2 separate regions of the Homo sapiens genome follow, and region 1 is linked to region 2. The links are chromatin loops, found by intact Hi-C in ENCODE. Cell type or tissue: gastrocnemius medialis. All regions are shown on one strand. Links, peaks and the distances in the headings refer to the core of each region. The heading gives the core; the rest is flanking DNA.

Region 1 (8,000 bases), core at 1-8,000, 310 kb before region 2:
CCATCTGCCCCTGTCCATGGGTCCTGGGGAGGCCGGGGAGAGAGAGGCTGATGGAGGGCTGAATGCTGTGGCACCCTAGGCAGGCTTCTCCTTCAGAGAGGTGGGGGCAGCCCCCACTCCCACCAGGGACTGCTCGGCCCTCCTCTCCCTTCCCAGCCTCGCAGCACCAAAGGGTAGAGGAGGGGAGGTCCCTGCCTTCCAGGTCTGAGGTGTCCTTATCTTGCTGTGGGCACATTGCCTCAGTTTCCCTAGCCTCCATAAAGGGAAGCCCAACACCCCCATTTTGCAAACAGGAGATAGGGCTCTTAGGTACTCCAGGCATAATTTAAAACAGGCCAAGTCGTTTCACAGATGGACATAGAAGACCAGCATTCCTTGTGTTTCTACAATGCTTCTCTCAACAGTTTGAAAAGGGAGAATTTTTTTTTCTTTGAGACGAAGTCTTGCTCCATCACCCAGGCTGGAGTGCAGTGGTGCAATCTCGGCTCACTGTAATCTCCACTTCTGGGGTTCAAGTGATCCTCCCACCTCAGCCTCCCGAGTAGCTGGGATTACAGGCAAAAGCCATCACGCCTGGCTAATTTTTGTATTTTTAATAGAGACAAGGTTTTACCATGTTGGCCAGGTTGGTCTCAAACTCTTGACCTCAAGTGATCCTCCCGCCTCGGCCTCCCAAAGTGCTAGGATTACAGGTGTGAGCGACCGCACCCAGCCTGGGGGAGAGATGATTTTCTCCCTATTTTATTTTTCTGGATGGGGAAACTGAGGAAGAGAGCAGCTAAATCACTTGTTCCAGGCCAGGCCTGTTGCTGAACAGGCTGAGATACATTTCACATGGTGGGTGGTTTCTCCTCTTCCATTCCCTCTTCCTGCCCCTACCATGCCAGAGAGTGCCAGGGTAGCTGCTTCCAAGTGATCCTGGTCAGGGCATGGGCAATGGTTTTGGGTCTCTTGACCCACTCTCTGGTCACAGGGCAGGTTGGGAGTACAGGAGAGGGTGGAGGGCTGTGACCTCTCCTGCAGGCTCCCTGCTGGGCGATTTTGTAGAATCTCACCACTTTCCCCTCATTTATTTCCCATTTCACGCCCGTCATTTTTCTCCTAGCCTGATGGGGAATAATTCTCTCCTTCTCCCCTCTCCTTTATTTTGCTGGAGGGCTTTGAAAGGCTCTAAATCAATGCCCATCAGCCAGGTCCTTGAAGGCAGCTGCAGGAGCCAGGAAGAAGAGTGGGACCAAAATCTCCCTTGCAGACAGAGAGACGGCCACTCCGCCAGCGCACACCAGTGCAGGTGGACATCCTCAGTGCCTGCATGCCAGGCCATACCCAGTGCATGCAGATGCACACACTGCACCAATTCCAAATGCACCCAAATGAAGCCACATGTGGGAAGACACTTGTCTGCATGCAAGCTCTGAAAATCACTGGGGTTGCCTTGTGCCTCCGACTCCAGGTGCTGTGGCCCATGCCATGTCTAGAGAGGGCTCTTGAGAGAGTCTTGGGCCATACGCCCTAGTCTACCTCCGACAAGGAAGACCCAGCCACCTCCTGGCTGAGCTAGGGGGTAGGGGAAAGGAAAGGTAAGATATTCACCAGCTGTATCAGTCCTCAACAACACATATTTTGAAATATTTTGAACACCTACAATGTGCCTGGAACTGTGCTAGGCAGTATGGTTTGACAGTGAACAAGACAAGTGCGATTCCAGCAAAGGAAGCAGATGATGGTAATGATAGTGATGATGGTGACAGCTACCATTTACCGACCACTCCCCATGTGCCAGTGCTTCCTATGTCTTGGCTCAGTAAGCGCTGATCACAGTTCTATCGGGTGGGGACTCTTACTAGCCCTATTTTTTAGATGAGAAGAACTGGAGCACAGAGAGGTTAAGCAACTTGCCCAAGGTCACACAGCTGGTAAGTGGTGTAGCTAGAGTGAGAACTTGGGCATTTTGGTACCAGAGGCTGCCTGCTTAATCACTAAACCACGTGCCTCTTAATAAGCAAATAGCCTACAAAACAAATAAGCACAGATTGTGGGTCCAGCTCTGCAGGAAACAGAATTTGGAGAGGGGTCAGAGCTACTTTAGACAGTAGTCAGGCAGGGCCTCTCTAAGACAGCTGACGTTTTAAGCTGGGACAGATGAAACAGAATGAGCTACCTATGAAAAGAGCAGGGGTCAGGGAGGAAAGGGCTCGTGCAAAGGCTCTGAGCTGGGGGAGAGTTGAGTGGGTGCAGGGAAACGAAAGGCCTGTGTGTTGGGGATGGGTGGTGGTTGTGGGCGTGGGTGTGTGCGGTGGGTGTGGGAAGGGTGGGGTGGGAGATGAGTCAGGTGGTGGGCCAGCCCCTGTTCAAATATCACCTCCTCCTTCTGTCACCTGAAACTCTGTTAGCTATTCCCTCTGTAGCCACCTCACCTCACACTTTGGCCACAGACCCTACCTCAACCTGGGGCACTGTGAGGCCCTAGAAGTCTCCAGGGGGTCCTCTCCAAGGTAATGAGACATACCCATGTATATACATATGTATGCATATATACATTTTATGGCTATAAAATTGGAAATAATTTTTATAACTTCCTTTTCAAAATATTTGGCTATGACAAACTTGACTAACATATAAGCTTCTTGATTTCTGATTTCCTGGCAATCATCATACGTAACTGGGAATTCCAGAAAATTCTGGAAAATTTTCAAGAATTCTAGAAAAATCTAACCTCCAATTTGTCCTCGAATGTAATGAAATTTTCACAAACACTAAATTTCATAGTTACTAAAGCTGCCATCTTTCATCTGATAGATGTTTCATATAACAAGTTTTAATTTTGATTTTGCCCTTTTATCTTTGAACTTTCAGGTCATCACATTTATTTTTCAGGTCTCAAATACTACCCTGGGGCACCAAAAATCTCCAGCCTGTGCCCACCTGACGCCAGCGGTGGAACAGCCACACCCGCTCTGTACTACAGATAGGGATGATGCGGCTGACTCCTCAGGGGTGACAATGGGGCAGACCCTGCGGGTTTTGTAGGTCTGGCAAGGGCTCTGGCTTTTGCACAGGGTGAGATGGGAACCACTGGGGTTTGAATAGAAGAGTGACATGACACTCCCCAAAGGCAGGCAGGGCGGGAGCTTCCTTTTTTTTTTTGAGACAGGGTCTCACTCTGTCACTCAGGCTGGAGTGCAGTGGTGTGATCTTGGCTCACTGCAGCTTCTATCATCCAGGCTCAAAAATCATCTTGCCTTAGCCTCCTGAGTATCTGGGACCACAGGTGTGCACCACCACACCTGGCTACTTAAAAAAAATTTTATAAAGGGGGTGGGGATCTTACTATGTTGCCCATACTGGTCTCAAACTCCTGGGCTCAAGCGATCTGCCTGCCTTGGCCTCCCAAAGTGCTGAGATTACAGGCGTGAGCCACTGCACCTGGCCTGGTGTTGCTTCCTGTACCCTCAGCCTGACAAGCGTGGGGCCTGGCATGCAGTAGGCATTCCCTGATAGCTCGTGGATTTCCTGGAAAGTGAGGAGGCACTGGGCAGCAGGTCCTTGGTCCATTGTCCATGCCTGCTCATGGCTCAGAAGGACATGTGGAGGGCAGGAGACCTGGTGAAGGGCGGGGGGACCAAAGCTTGCAGATGCCCAAGACTGTGTGCAGTCCTCACCTGGCACACCCACGCCTTGTCTGCCGGGTGTACTATTTGATAACGGCAATCCAGGCTGGTGTCCTGTGCAGCCCCCTTTTCCCAGAGCAACCTTCCTCACCTGCCCCTCAATCCCCTTTGGGAGGAATTTCCCAAAAACCTAAGGGAAAGGTGAGGGTTGACCAGAAGGTGTTCAGAGGTGAGATCCAGCCCCAGCTCTTGGAATCCCTGGCTGGGGTGGGGAGGAGGTTACCCTGGGCCAGTGCAGTGCCCACAAGGCGGCAGCAGAGAGCACCCACCAAAGAGCCTAGAGAGCTGTGTCAAAGGGCGAGGGTCCTGGTTTCTAAACCTGGCCCTGGGCTGGAAGGAATTCCTCTACGGGGCTTTGAAAAAAATCGCAGATTCCAGATCCCTCACCTCTGCCCTATTCCACTGTGCCTATTCCAGTGCCAGAGCCATACTTGGCAGTGGCTCTGGATGGGAGAGGAGGTCAACCTGGAAGGAAGGACAAAGAGGGAGGGAAGGATTGGCCGTCATGCCTATCTTCCTTTCCACATTGTTCACTGACTGGCTGTCAGCTGGTGTGTGGGTGCCCCCTCCCAGAGGAATAAGGACTGGGCCAGGTGGTTTCTAATCCCTTGTCTCCAAGTCAGACAGACCAGGGTTCGAGTCCTGACCGCACCCTTTACTAGCTTTGGGACCTTGGGCAAGCCTTTAAGCTCTAAGTCTGTCTCCTCCACAGTGCAGTGGCAACGGAATCCCTCTGCCTTGTGAGATTACAGTGAGGAGGAGAGAGTTCCTGAGAAGCCCTCAGGGGAGGCTCAGAGCACATCCCAGGTGTTCAGTCAATTGCCAGGATTCATGTCCCCCACAGGGCTGGGTGGGTGGCAGTGGGGATGTTCATGTGGGGACAAGCCTCCTCAAGTAAGGCCACGTGGTGTACAGGGTGGGGGAGGAGAAGGCTGAAAAATGTGGACCTCCCAGCAGAGCAGATGGTGTGGGGGTGGGACCTGGGCTTCCTCAGTTTCCCCAGGATTCTGGTCTCCGCTGGAGATGCCCTGGCTTTGACCGTGTCTCCCCTCTGCACCCTGAATTGTGCACATTCCTGCACATGAGCACACAACACACACAGGGGCCTGTGCAAACCTGGCAAACCTGTGCCAGAAAATTCCTGAGGTGAACAAAACCCCTGCTGGGCAGCCGTGGGGGCCAGCCCGTGGGGGAGGTGACCCAGATGGATGACTGCAGGGGCACAGCAGTGAAAGACAGGTGCTGGGGTGGAGCTGGGGCTTGTGCAGTGTAGGGGTGGGAGCTCTCCAGAGGGGGTGGCCAGAGTCCTGGGCTCTAAGGGCACGTGTGGCTCACAAGCGGAACCGGCCAGAGCTCCCCTGCCACTGTCCCTGGGCTGCCTGAAGCTCCCTTTGACAAAGCCTGAGGCCTACTGACACTGGAGGCCGGATGAGGGCTTTCCCTTGACCTCTGACTGCCTTTCACCATGCAGGAGAACCGCTAGAACTCTATTGCAAGAGCCAGCTCAGAGGGACACAGAGTCCACCAGCCCCATAGGGGAAGGCCCCCTGGAATCGCAGTGGGAGGGGCACAGACCCCTGGGAAGGGCCGCCTGGCAGTTCTGCTGCTCTGCCACCACCTACCGTGGTCACATCAGAGTCTGGAGGGGTCATCTCCACCAGGTTGATGTAGTAGGGTGCGTCCTTCCACGTGGGGTGGTTGTCATTGATGTCCAGGAGGGTGATGTTTACCTGTGAAGCCATAAGGGGCGCTGGGAGACACACCCAGCTGAGATGGGCCAGGGCAGGGCCTGCCAGGGGAAAAGTGCTCAGATGCCCACGGGCAATCTTCGCATTAATTCTGCCAGCTCCACCAACCTTGGGAGCCTTGGGCAGAGCCTGGGCTTTCGAGGGCAGGAAGGAGCCAGGCCGCTTCAGGAGAGAGAGTTCCAGTGTTGTCCCATCAGGAGGCAGTGGAATGGATGTGATAAGCCCTGAAATCCTTGCTGTGACCTGGGGCTTCCCCCATCCCTGCCTCCAGTCTTGGCTGAAGGTGACTGACAGGGTGGGGGATCTAATAGAATCCCTTGAGCCTCCCCGTCTCAGCTACAAGCCAAGCAATTTCCCTGCTCACCTGCCACCAGGTACATTATTTATAGGGCTCTGATTCCTATTAGTAGGAGCCTCCCTTGACAGAGTAGGGCACTGGGGATTTTTCCATCAAATCCCTGGCCACGCGATACCGTCTCCAGCCTCTCTGGCTGGGTAAGGATGGGGTGGCTGCTGCAGACTGGGTGAGGGCCACAGTTTTGAGGGTGAGCCAAAGAAACCGAATGGGGAACAAAGAGGGGAGGTGGCTGGAGTGACTGTCAGCTGGTCCTCCCGCTTCCTCTCCCACAGAGGGCTTCTCACTTCCCCTTTCACTTCTGCAGCCGAGAGCTCATTCGAGGCCCCCACGTTTCGTTCCTCTAGCTTTCTACTCTCTGGGGCACATTAGATGGGGGAGAACAAGCCCCCAGGGACCCTCCAGGGCCCTGCTTCCTGCTCTGAGCTGCTCTTCCTCGCAGGAATGCCTGCTTCTGCTTTGTTGACAGGCACCAAGGCAAGGAGGGGCCTATGGGGCTCATGCCTTCTGCCACCTGCCCTCCTGGATTTTTAGGGGCAGGAGAGAAAGTATTTCATTTTGCTCCTCCCAAGTGCCCCTACATTCCTGGTGGTGATGCCTTTCTTCCCCACAGCTGTGGTGGCCCCGGGGGCTGACCTCTGCTGCTGATGGGTTCATTTTCGCCCCCTTGCTCATTCTCACAAAGCCTCACACTGGCTCAGGACACGGGGGTCCAGAGGTACAAGCAGGGAGCAGCAGCCTGGCCGGCGAGGGGGAGCTGGGGCACGGGAGGGGAGCGCACTCACGGTGGCGATGCCAGTTTTCTGGTTGTGGCCCACACCCCCGTCCACTGCGCGAACGATGAGGATGTATTCAGACTTGGTCTCTCGGTCAAGCAGAGACGTGGTGGTGATTTCCCCTGCCAGAGAGAGAAGTGGGTGCGTGAGAGGGTTTGGGTGGGCCAGGGAGAGAGGGAGGGAAGAAGAGAGAGAGCGAGGGAAGGAGAGAGGGTGAGAACTTGCACGAGAAATGTTAGCAAGCTACCATGATCTGGCGGCCTGGATGTGTTCCTGAGCTGGTGCTCACAGTGGGAGACGGGAGAGCTCCTGTGCCTTGGGAGCTGGTTCCCCAGGGCTGGGCAACATAACCCCATGAGGAGGAAATATTTGCAGATGTGGGAAAATCTAGGCTGATTCTCGGGGTTAGGGGCTGGAGAACAGGGCAGGAGGGCCATTAGGCCTTAAGCTCAGTCACAGATCACCTCTTGTTTAGACTTTTGACATTATCTTACTGGCTTTCTCACCTGGAGCTAGTTACTTCAATCCTCTGTGCCTCAGTTTCCTCATAGGGTCCAAAGGGAACCATAATAGGAACTACCTCATAGGGCTATTGTGGGGTTAATTTAATTAAGATCATGGAAATCTTAGAACAGTGCCAGGCACTGTTTATTTATACAGTCACAGAAATACAATGACAGGAAATAAAAACACCGGGTGTTCACATGCGTCTAACTTGTGACTCATTACTGGACAGTTCAACCTATCCAACCTTATCGTGCATTGATAATTAATAGTTATAAAATAATTTCCTAATTACATTGTGAAGAGCATAATTACATTGCCTCGAGTTGTTTTAGTGTGCTAAATCTGAACAATTAAACAACATTTCTTGTTCGCCTGTATTTGGTCTTTCTTTGTATTTTGGTGTAACTGAAATGCAAACATCACCCTGATAGTGGCGTGCTGGTAAATGTTTGACAACTGGCTCCCCAAAATAAAAAAAAAAAAAGGCATTTGCCAATTTCCTTGGTGTAAATAGCCCCACCAGGGCCCATTTTAAGCTACCAACTTGGTGGTATTGAATATGGAGTTCACAATTGAGTGCCTCGCTAGCTCTTGGGAGCAGGGTGAGCCAGTCCCAGCAGACTTCAGCAATCACAGCAGCCAGGCCATTTACTATCTTGCATCAGCCATGGGAGAGCACCCACGTGGTGAAGATGTGAGATGTGGATTTGAATTCTGATTATGGCCCTTCCCAGACGCTTGGCCTTGGAGAATTTTAATTCTTTGAAGCTTCAGTTTTCTCATCTATAAAATGGAGATTAGTGTGACTTCCATGCAGAGCCGTTGTGAGGCTACAGTAATTCTAGGTGAGGCTCCCAACACTCAGAAAATGACTGTTTTCTTCCAATGGACCGTGAGCATTCTCCACGGGCAGGGCCTGTGTGCTATCCATCTTTTTATCCCC
Region 2 (10,162 bases), core at 1,194-9,193:
GGCCACCCCTCTGCAGCGTGGAGGCCCCCAGGAAAGCCCCAGGGGCATGAGGTTCCCTGGGCCCAGCCTTGGAAGCTTACCCCTCCCTTTTGTGGCTGAAGAAAAGACGGTCCTTCCCTCACATTCCTGCCCTGCTCGCCACTCCCCTCGCCCATCATTTATTTATAAGGTGTTCAGAGCAAAATGAATGACAAAAAGTTAGAAGCTAATTAAAGCTGGCACAGATTGGCACATGGGGGCATGAATTATGCATTGGTGCAGAATGGCACTTGGTGGCAAGGACTGGCACCAAGTGCCCTGGGCACTGGTAGGAAGTGGGCATGAGCCCCAGCTCTGCCTCGGCCCCCGCCCTGCCTCTCCAAGGCACTCTCCGTCCAGGGCCCTCTGCCTCTCTCTGGGGCAGCTGGCACCTTGTCAGCCACCACCCCTCAGTGGGCAATTCCACTCTGCACAGCCCAGCACATCCTGGCTGTGAGAAGATCAATACCATAACCACAGGCTGGACTCGTCCCACAGAAGTGGTCTCTGGTTCTCCAAGCACATGCCTGTTGCCGCCTCTGCATTCACGAGAAAGGGCAAGCTTCCACAAATATGAGGGCAAGTGGAGAAGGCCCGAGACCCAGCCAGCCGATCGCGACAAAGGCGCATTAGAGCTGGAAGACACTGTTCAAGACCCTGCAGTCCAAACCCCACAGTGTGCTCACACATAGAGGACCTGAGTGAGGCCCAGAGGGGGACAGGTTCTATGCAAAGGCACACAGCAAAAATAATAATAACTATAACAACTATAATAAGGGTAAGATTTATTTAAAGCTCATCTTGTGCTAGCTGCTGTTCCAAGTCTTTGTACGGCTGGTCTCATTCAATCCTCACGTGAGGAAGACACTACAGTTATCCAAACTGACAGGTGAGAAAACTGAGGCAGCACAGAACTGTTAAAGCAGTGTGCCCAAAGTCACAGAGCTAATGAGAGGCAAAGTCCGGATCCAATGAAATCCAAAGAGCCTGACTCTGAGCCCTTTCTCCTGTGGGCAAGGACAGTGGTTCTCACCCTGGCTACACTTCAGAAACTCCTGGAAGATGAGGGGGGCACAAAAATAGAATCAGTGATTCCAATTTTTTTGGTCTTAACATCTGAACATGGCATTCTGAAAGCTCCTCAGATGATTCTAATGTGCAGAAAAAAAAAAAACATTGGTAGGGGGAGGGTTGTGGATTTTAACCCCAAAAGTTATGGATGTGAGTTCTTGCTCTGCCACTACTGACTTAGTGACTTTGAGCCTAGGGCTCAACCTCTGTGGGTCTCAGTTTCCTCAGCTGTATAATGGGGTTTGTGATAACATGGCTCTGGAGTTGGACTGTTGGGATTTGCTTTGAACCCTGGCTCTGCCTCCTGGGCAGATTACCTAACTTTTGTTTCCCTCAGTTTGCTCATCTGTAAAATGGCGACAATACTAGCAGAGCTGTCGTGAGGACTGAGTGACGTGGCAACTATGAAGTGGCACCCGGCATAGTAGGTGCTCATGAAAATGGGAGACTTGGGATTGAGGAACCCTGCCTCTCATGTCCCACAGGGCTGTGGCCAAGATCAAACGAGGCCACGTATAACAGAATGACTGCGTGCACAGCAGGACACAGTGAGAGGCTGTCAATCAGAAGAGACTGGGTCTCCTGGCTGCCTGTCTCTGACTTTCTCTTTCTTTGCATATGGGAGACATGAACACATTATCACCATGAACATTACAGACCACGTAGACAAACCACTGTTCTCAATTTGGTGTATTTCCTTCCAAGGAATGTTCTATGTGCATATGGAAATGTATAGTTTTTGGCTAGGGGCAGGGGTAGGAGAGAAAGATATCTATCATGACACACTTCTGTACTTTTGAATTTTGAACCATATGAATGGCTCAAATATAAAAATAAATACAAAAGGGTATGCTTTAGGCAGAAGGAAAGTGGTCCCAGATGGAAGCTTGGATATTCAGAAAGGAAACAAGAGCAATAGAAAGGGAAATACGGGTAAATACAAATGAATCTTGGCTGTATAAAACAATAAAACTAATGTGTAAAATATATAGGGAGAATTAAAATACGCAATCCAATGGCACATAAGCAGGAAGGGGGTAAATGGAGTTAGAATGCTCTGAGGTCCTCGCCTTGTCCAATAAGCGAGTAGAAATGGGAGTGTCTGGTAAACATGAATAAATCAAGGATGTCTGCTCCATCTCCAGGCTAACCCTAGAAGAGTGGTAATTGGACGTATCACTAACCAGCCAGTTGAGGGAAAATGGAATAATGAAGTGTGTGTGTGTTTGTTTTTAAAATTTTAAGAATTTTTTGTTTTGACAAATACAGCCATACTGCACATACTGTCTATAACTTTTTTTTTTCTCTTAAGATATGTCCTGTAGCTCTTTCCACAATGGTCCCCAGAGGGTCTGCCTCCTTTTTGTCTGCCAGTGTGTATCCCATGGAATGATGGCAACAATCGAGCATTAAACCGAGTGTTGAGCTCTTCCAAACACAGGGCTCTATGTGACAGCGCAGGTCACACATCCACGGAGCCCGCCCTGACTGTAGATGATGGTGCAGGGAGAAGGCAATTCCCATTCTCCTTGTAATGCCCCCAGAAAAGTGTCTTTTTTTTTTTTATGTCCAGAGATCACTTTCTTCTTTTATTGGGAAGCAGACCCAGAGTTAGAGTCTCCACAACCTATAGTCAGGGACAGTAAGCAAAATCTGTTCTCTTTTGTTCTGAACCCCCACACCCCACCCCGACCCATCAGTCCCACACAAGAAAACCTAATGTCCACCAAAAAGAGGGGCAGATTTTGATCATCTGGCCCAGTCCTCCATCCCTGGGCCCTACTGCTGTCAAACTACCCCACAAAAGAACTTGCTGTCATTCTGGTGACAGTCTTCAGAGGACAGGATGCCCATTCGGTGTGGTCTACAAGTCACTTTCTGCCAGATGCAAGCTTTCTTCAGGTGACCTCTTTGAATCGCATGGTGAGAAAGTTATTCCCCTGTCAGTTCTGTCCTAGCGTATACAAACAAGCAAAGGAGAAAGTCTCAATTTGTGCTATTATGTCTTTTAACACTTGATAATCCCTCTTCCTTGAACCAGAAGGAATCAGGCCTTCCGCTCTGCCTCTGGCAGGCAATTATGGCTGTATTTAATAATACTGTTTTGCTATCATTGTATTTATTTCAATAGTTATCTTGTATTTATTGCAAGTAGCATTGTTTTTATTTTTTAAAAAAATCTGGGAGGCCGAGACGGGCTGATCACGAGGTCAGGAGATCGAGACCATCCTGGCTAACACGGTGAAACCCCATCTCTACTAAAAATACAAAAAAAAAAATTAGCCAGGTGTGGTGGCAGGCGCCTGTAGTCCCAGCTACTCAGGAGGCAGAGGTGGGAGAATGGTGTGAACCCAGGAGGCAGAGCTTGCAGTGAGCCAAGATCTCACCAATGCACTCCAGCCTGGGCGACAGAGCGAGACTTTGTCTAAAAAACAAACAAACTAAATTATATGATGGTGATAAAAAGTCTTTTAAAATAAATGTATGAGTTTAAAAGTGAGGGATTAAAATTTAAATTGGGTCACTAACAGTATAGTTGTCACATGAATAGGCCAAAATTGGTAAATATGGTAAGCAAATGATTGAAACTGGGAGGTCTTGGCCTGAAAAATTAAGTCAAACCATCTCTGTATTACTCACATTCAAAAGCCTTCCAAACCCTACAACACCATTCCTGCAAATCAGACCACCATACCTTTCCAGGTACAACCCAACCTCTCTTCTCTAGAAAACCTCTATCTCAGCTGACAAAATACACAGATACATAGAGGGGTGTTTAGTGCAGTGCTCTTTATAATAGGGGTCAAAAAGGGGAAGAAATCTACTTGTCCCTCAAACTGGTTAAACATACCATGCTTTGATCTATCTGTTCTATGGACCATTCTGCTCCTTGACCTCCCTTTCTCCTGGCCTGGGATTATACTGTTGTCTCCCCCACCATTGCCCTCTGCCCACTCCTCCTCTCTGCTGAAATCCGTTCTTCAAATCCCATCAGCTCCCAGAAGCCTTTTCTGCCCACTTCCCAGACCCCCCAGGTCCTTGTCTTCCTCTGGCCCTCAGAACCCTCACTGTCTGGATGACTCTCGCATCTGGGTATAGCATGGAATCTTGAATGATCTTTCCACAGTATGTCTGTCTTGTTTCCAATTAGATCATGAGCTCCCAGAAGGCAGGGACCAAAATGTGTCTGAAAATACATTGGACAGGGCTCAGAAAGTCAGGATTCAGCCCTGACTCTCCCACCATTTGCCTGCATGACCTTGAACAAGGCATCCCCTCCTCTGCCCCAAGCCTTGGTGTCCTCATCTAAACATGAAATGTGAGTTCAAGTTCCCAGGGCCCCGCTTGCTCTGAGCATGTAGGATCATTTCATACTGTTCTGTATCTTCCCATAGAATGATAAAAACTAAGATTTTTACATCTTAAGAGGGTTGCATCCACGATCTCATTTAACCCTCACAACAACTCTATGACAGTAGTGCTATTGTTATCCCCATTTTCACTGATGAGAAAATTGAGGCACAGGGAGGCTGCATCCGTAAAATTAACCTAGGTTACACTGTGGTATAAACAAACCCTGAAGCCTCAGTGGCAATAAAAGTTTACTTCTTGCTCATATATAACACGATGCTGGTGGGGTGGCTTTCCTCTGAGAGTGGCTTGGGGGATCTAGGGTGCTTCTATCTTAGTGCTTTACCATGGAAACACAAGGCCCTTTGGCCACACACAGGTCACTGTGGCAGGGCAAGAAAGGGTAGAGGAATCCACAGTCTCTTACCTGCCTTGGCCTAGAGTGACACATGCCCACGTCACTCCTGTTCCCCCATTTCCCTGGCCAGAGCTAGTGAGTCACATGGCTCTAACCTAGCTTCCAGGAGCCTGTGCTATGTAGTGTTGAGCACTAAGAATCTGCAACACGGGAGCCGCTCGACCGAGGCCACACAGGAAGGCGCAGAGGCAAGGTTTTGCACACAGACGGTGAGAACTGGGGCCTTCCACTTAACTGCTCTTCTATATTGTCTTCCAGGCAGTACCAGGTCTGTAGGGCATGGATAACAGAGCTTGGCGGTGACTGGTAAGGCATGGTGTGATGGATTGCCATTGTGAGGTGGGAAAGACTAAGAAGAGATAGCTGCCAGGCAGATGTGACATCAGGACAGGCAGCCACTGTCCATGGGAATAATCCTGACAGTTCCCGTCTGCTGAGTGCCTGCAATGGGCCAGGCATTTTTTTTTTTTCTTTTTGAGATGGAGTTTCACTCTTATTGCCCAGGCTGGAGTGCAATGGTGCGATCTTGGCTCACTGCAACCTCCACCTCTCAGGTTCAAGCGATTCTCCTGCCTCAGCCTCCCGAGTAGCTGGGATTACAAGCATGTGCCACTACACCTAGCTAATTTTTGTATTTTTAGTGGAGACGGGTTTCTCCATGTTGGCCAGGCTGATCTCGAACTCCCGACCTCAGGTGATCCACCCACCTCGGCCTCCCAAAGTGCTGGGATTACAGGCGTAAGCCACCGCACCCGGCCCTAATTTTTGTATTTTTAGTAGAGACAGAGTTTCACCGTGTTGGCCAGGCTGGTCTCGAACTCCTGACCTCGTGATCCGCCCACCTCAGCCTCCCAAAGTGCTGGGATTACAGGTGTGAGCCACCATGCCCAGCCTGGGCCAGGCATTTTATAAATGTTCCATCTGATCCTCCCAGTACCCTGGAAATAAAACCCACTTCTGCTCTACAGATGAAGAAAGTAGGCATCCAAGAGGCTCAGTAAACTGGCCAAGGTCAAGCAGCTGGATGACCTCAAGTCCTTCTGAGGTTTCTCACCCAGGGCCCTGCAGAGGGCATGACCAGGGAGGAAGGAGTTGAGGTGTGAGTTCCCATCTGGGCCCTGTCAGCCATCTGCTGCCACAGCCACAGCCAGGCATAGGCGGCCAGGGTGAGAGGGGAGCTGTTGTCTAGGGGCATCCTGAAAACGCTGGTGAGAGACCCACTGCCCTGGTCCCACCCCGCCCAGCCACAGGAAAATCCCCTGCAGGCTCCCATTCCCTGGGGGAGTACAGAACTGCAGTGTGGGGCGCCACCTGCAGGCCGAGTGCTGCACGACACCTCTCACCCCTCCCAGCTCTGGGTCACCTCCCCAAGCCCTACTTTGAAGGGAAGGCTAAAGGGCAACTCCTAGAAAAAAGCAGCAGGTTGGTGGTCTCCAGCAAGGCCTGTTCTTTACCATCTGCTCCTCCCCGCTGCTCCCCTATCCTCAGCCATCCAGGGATTCTCCCTAGCCTTGTTTCTATCACAAATATTAATGGATGGCTGGGTGCAGTGGCTCATGCCTGTAGTTCCAGCACTTTGGGAGGCCGAGGCAGGAGGATCACCTGACCCAGGAGGTCAAGGCTGTAGTAAGCCATGTTTGTGTCGCTGCACTTCAGTCTGGGCAACAGAGTGAGATCCTGTCTCTAAAACAAAAATGAAAAACAAATGAAAAAACAAATACGACTTGAAGATTTCCTACGGGCCAGGTACTTTTATGGGCTCATTTTGGAACTGGAAGTCTGGACTGTTGGTTTCAGTCTCTGCCCAGCCACTAGCTGGCTGTGTGACTCTGGGAAAATCACTGCCCATTTCTGGGCCTTGGCTGCCTTCCTTATTATAAAATGCAGGTAACAACTAGAGGCAACATTGTGGGGCCTGGAGTCAGGTAGGCTTGAATTTGAATCCCACCTGTGCCACTTCCTTGCTGTGTCACCCTTTGGGCAACTTAATTAACTTTTGTGTGCCCCATTTAATTCATCTGTAAAATGGGTTGATGGTGCCTATCCAAAGAGTCTTTTTTTTTTTTTTTTTTTTGAGACAGCATCTCACTCTGTCGCCTAGACTGGAGTCCAGTGGCATGATCTCAGCTCACTGCAACCTCTGCCTCACAGGCTCAAATGATTCTCTTGCCTCAGCCTCCCCAGTACCTGGGATTACAGGCGTGCGCCACTACTGCCTGGCTAATTTTTGTATTTTTAGTAGAGACAGGGTTTCACCACTTTGGCCAGGCTGCTCTTGAACTCCTGACCTCAAATGATTCACTCACCTCAGCCTCCCAAAATGTTGGGATTACAGGTGTGAGCCACTGCACCCGGCCCCAAAGAGTCTTATTATCAGATTAAATTATTGCTTACATATGATACAGTATAGGTAATAACGCACGTGAAGTACCCAGCTCAGAGTCTTGCTCCCTTTCCTTAACTCCCTCACATTTTGAAACTTACGGTTCACTTCCCAAGTCCTTCCTACGCTTCTCCCTAGGAAGGGCGGAGATCAGCCTCCTGATGCTGCCACTCTGATGCCAGACCCTGCCTATTCAGGGAATGCCAGGAGCCCTGGTTCCTGGAACAGGACTCCTAACCCAGGCCCAGTCAGTGTATAGAGAGGGCCCTCTATCACCTCCTAGAGTCACCCCCAACTTTATGGTGAGGACTTAACTTCTTTGCTGATTCATTGCTGTTATGATGAATGAGATCCCTCTGCTAGAGTTGCACAGTTACAACCACAGCAGCTGTTCATGGCTGCCCTGATGTTGAAATTCTCAGTAACTAAAAACAGGCGCACTGGGATACAGCCCCATACCAGGTAGGGTGAGAGGAAGGGCTAGCAGGCAGAATCCTTGTAGCTTTAGAAGGTCTCAAGAAGACCTGTAACTCCAGCTGAGACAGAGGCCTAGCTCCTCTGGAGGGCAAAGCTTAGACACGTCTCCTGATGCATCCAAATTGGGATGGGGTGGCTCTAGCTCTTAACGTTTGCAGGCCTTGTGTTTATTCTCTCTGAGCCTCAGTTTCCTCGTCTGTAATATGTGGGGATAATCCCTGGCCTGTTTACTTTCTCTGGTTGTGAGATAAAGAAAAATCTGAAAGTCTTCTATAAACTCTCCAGTCCTGTTGAGATGTAGTTCCACCCATAGCACACTGAATTCCTTTACTTATTTTTTTGAGCACACAGCTGGGCAAGGGGGTAGTTGGCTGGGGTTGTAATGGTGAGTACAATAGGCATCTTTCTTCCCCTCAAACATCTTGAGGGACAAAGGAGAAAAGAATTATCTAGCACCTTCCCAAGGAGCACTACAGCCTCCTTCTCCTTCCCTGCCTCCATTTCCTTCCAGGAAGGACTTCCTAGGTGACTCACATTGTGCCCAGCACATCACACACATATGTCACATCATTTGATCTTTCAGCCAACTGAGGCAGTGCCATCACCCCCATTTTAGAGATCAGAAAACTGAGGCTCAGGAAATGTAACTTTAAGCGGAGGAAGCTGGATTCAAATCCAGATTTTTCTGGGCTCTCCAATGAGAGTTAACCTCTGCACCATACAGGAAACAGATAATAAACAATTACTGAGGGCTTGTTAGGTGTCAAAGGACAGTGCCAGACACTTTCTGGACTTTATTTTACTGAAACCCTACACCGACCATGCCAGTTAGGTATATTAACCCAGTTTTACAGATGAGGAAACTGAGTCTCCAAGAGAATAAGGGAAGCCTCTCATTGCCATGCTGGTTGACGTCTTGGGAGTTGGACAGATTACAGTAATCAGCTAATGGCTGAGCAGTGCTCTGAAGATGAAAAGCCCTTATTGAAAGTGCTAAGCATGATGATTAAGTTGGAAGGTGGAATTAGCTGCACAGTGGGAGCAGGCTGCAGCCAACAGGAGAGGATTAGCGACTACTTGCCTGATTCTGTGGAAGGCAGGTTAGGAGCGAAAAAAACTGAGAAAGGTTTTCAGCTCCATGGTGGTGCTCACATCCAAGAGGATGAGACAGTCTGTGGACCTGCAAGGCAGTGATCACACCCCAGTGTTGAAGGGATCAGACAGCATCCATGGAAAGCAAAGTGGGCTCCCAGCTCCCTTTGCCTTTTCTCCATCCATCCATCCTTCCATCCATTCATCCACCCATCCATCCATCCATCCAACAATTACTCACCAAGGACCTAGTAGGCCTCACGCAAGCTCTCATGAGGCTCCCAACCCAGTGGAGGGAGATACACATTTAACAATAATCACATACCAAAGAATTATTGTTCATTTTTTAGATTTAATAACAGGAGCTTTGCTCTTTTGATTTTATTTTTTAAGACTTAACTTTTTTAGAGTAGTTTTAAGTTCACAGGAAAATTGAGAAGATGGTACAGAGACTGCCCCCACGTTGTGCACAGCCTGCCACAGTATCAACATCCCCCAGCAGAGCAGAGCATTTGATACAGTAGTGAGCCTGCACTGACACACCATCATCACCCCAAGTCCATAGCTCACATTAGGGTTCACTCTTGGTGTTGTACATTCTGTGGGTTTGGATAAATGTATAATGACATGTATTTGTGGTTATGTTTTATACAAGAGCCCTTATTTTTAGCAATACCTACCAAAACATTTACAAATGTGTTGCCTCAAATTAATACTAGGAGGCAGGAGTGAGTAGGGGTAGAGATAAAACAAGATTGACCTCGAGTTGATCATTGTTGAAGCTGGGTGATAGGTATATGGAGTCTGTGATACTGTTCTGTTTTGGGTTTTTCTGGTAAATGTTGGAAACTTTTCATAATAAAGTTTTGTTTAAAAAAACAAATATTGATAAATAATTAGCACTTATAATAAGTGCCACAAAGGAAGAATGAATGGCGTGATGAGAGATTATTGTAGAGGGACCCACTTTAGACTTGGGGGTGGGAGTAGGGGGTCGGTTTGGGACAGGGTGAAGCATTGGGGCATCCTTAAGCCTCGTGATTGCCAAAGTAACCCTTTCTGTCTCCTTCCTCCCAGAAGGGCAGGCTGGCAGTGTCCTGGGGAGAGACCCCTACCTTTTGAGCATCACTAGCAACCTACTGGGAGACCAGGATCCTGGAGAAGTCAAGATCAGCCCCAAAGTCCCTCATCAATTGTGATGGAGGGAACAGAGGGAAGTCCCAATTGCAACCTGCACCCATCGCTGTGCATGCCCATGTTGTGTGTGTACATTATTTACCTACTATGAGCACGGCCTCATTAGAACAACCTCAGGGGAGGGGAGCAGGACTCCCCACTTTACAGATGAGAAA

What was found. Peaks named below come from ENCODE experiments on the same cell type or tissue, not always from the same donor. Only the 100,000 strongest peaks of a DNase experiment are listed, where the experiment ranks them.
Region 1: a loop joins it to region 2, with 4 times the contacts of the local background. A loop is called at or near these places in 91 of 110 quality-filtered maps.

What each region holds. Positions count from the first base shown.
Region 1 is chr10:71,692,819-71,700,818 of GRCh38, reverse strand. It overlaps CDH23 (cadherin related 23), which reads right to left. Exons shown (of 70, transcript NM_022124.6): 21 at 6,560-6,672; 22 at 5,294-5,401. Among named protein-coding and RNA genes, the nearest start is that of C10orf105, 23 kb to the left of the region's middle. RefSeq lists enhancers at 1-123, 6,697-6,766. In gastrocnemius medialis, for the core only: a CTCF peak has its summit at 3,918 (motif pointing right); a DNase peak (open chromatin) is centred at 6,028; H3K27ac peaks cover 2,400 bases.
Region 2 is chr10:71,380,404-71,390,565 of GRCh38, reverse strand. It overlaps a transcript of SLC29A3 not described here. Among named protein-coding and RNA genes, the nearest start is that of CDH23, 11 kb to the left of the region's middle. In gastrocnemius medialis, for the core only: CTCF peaks have their summits at 5,967 and 6,170 (motif pointing left); a DNase peak (open chromatin) is centred at 6,155; H3K27me3 peaks cover 293 bases.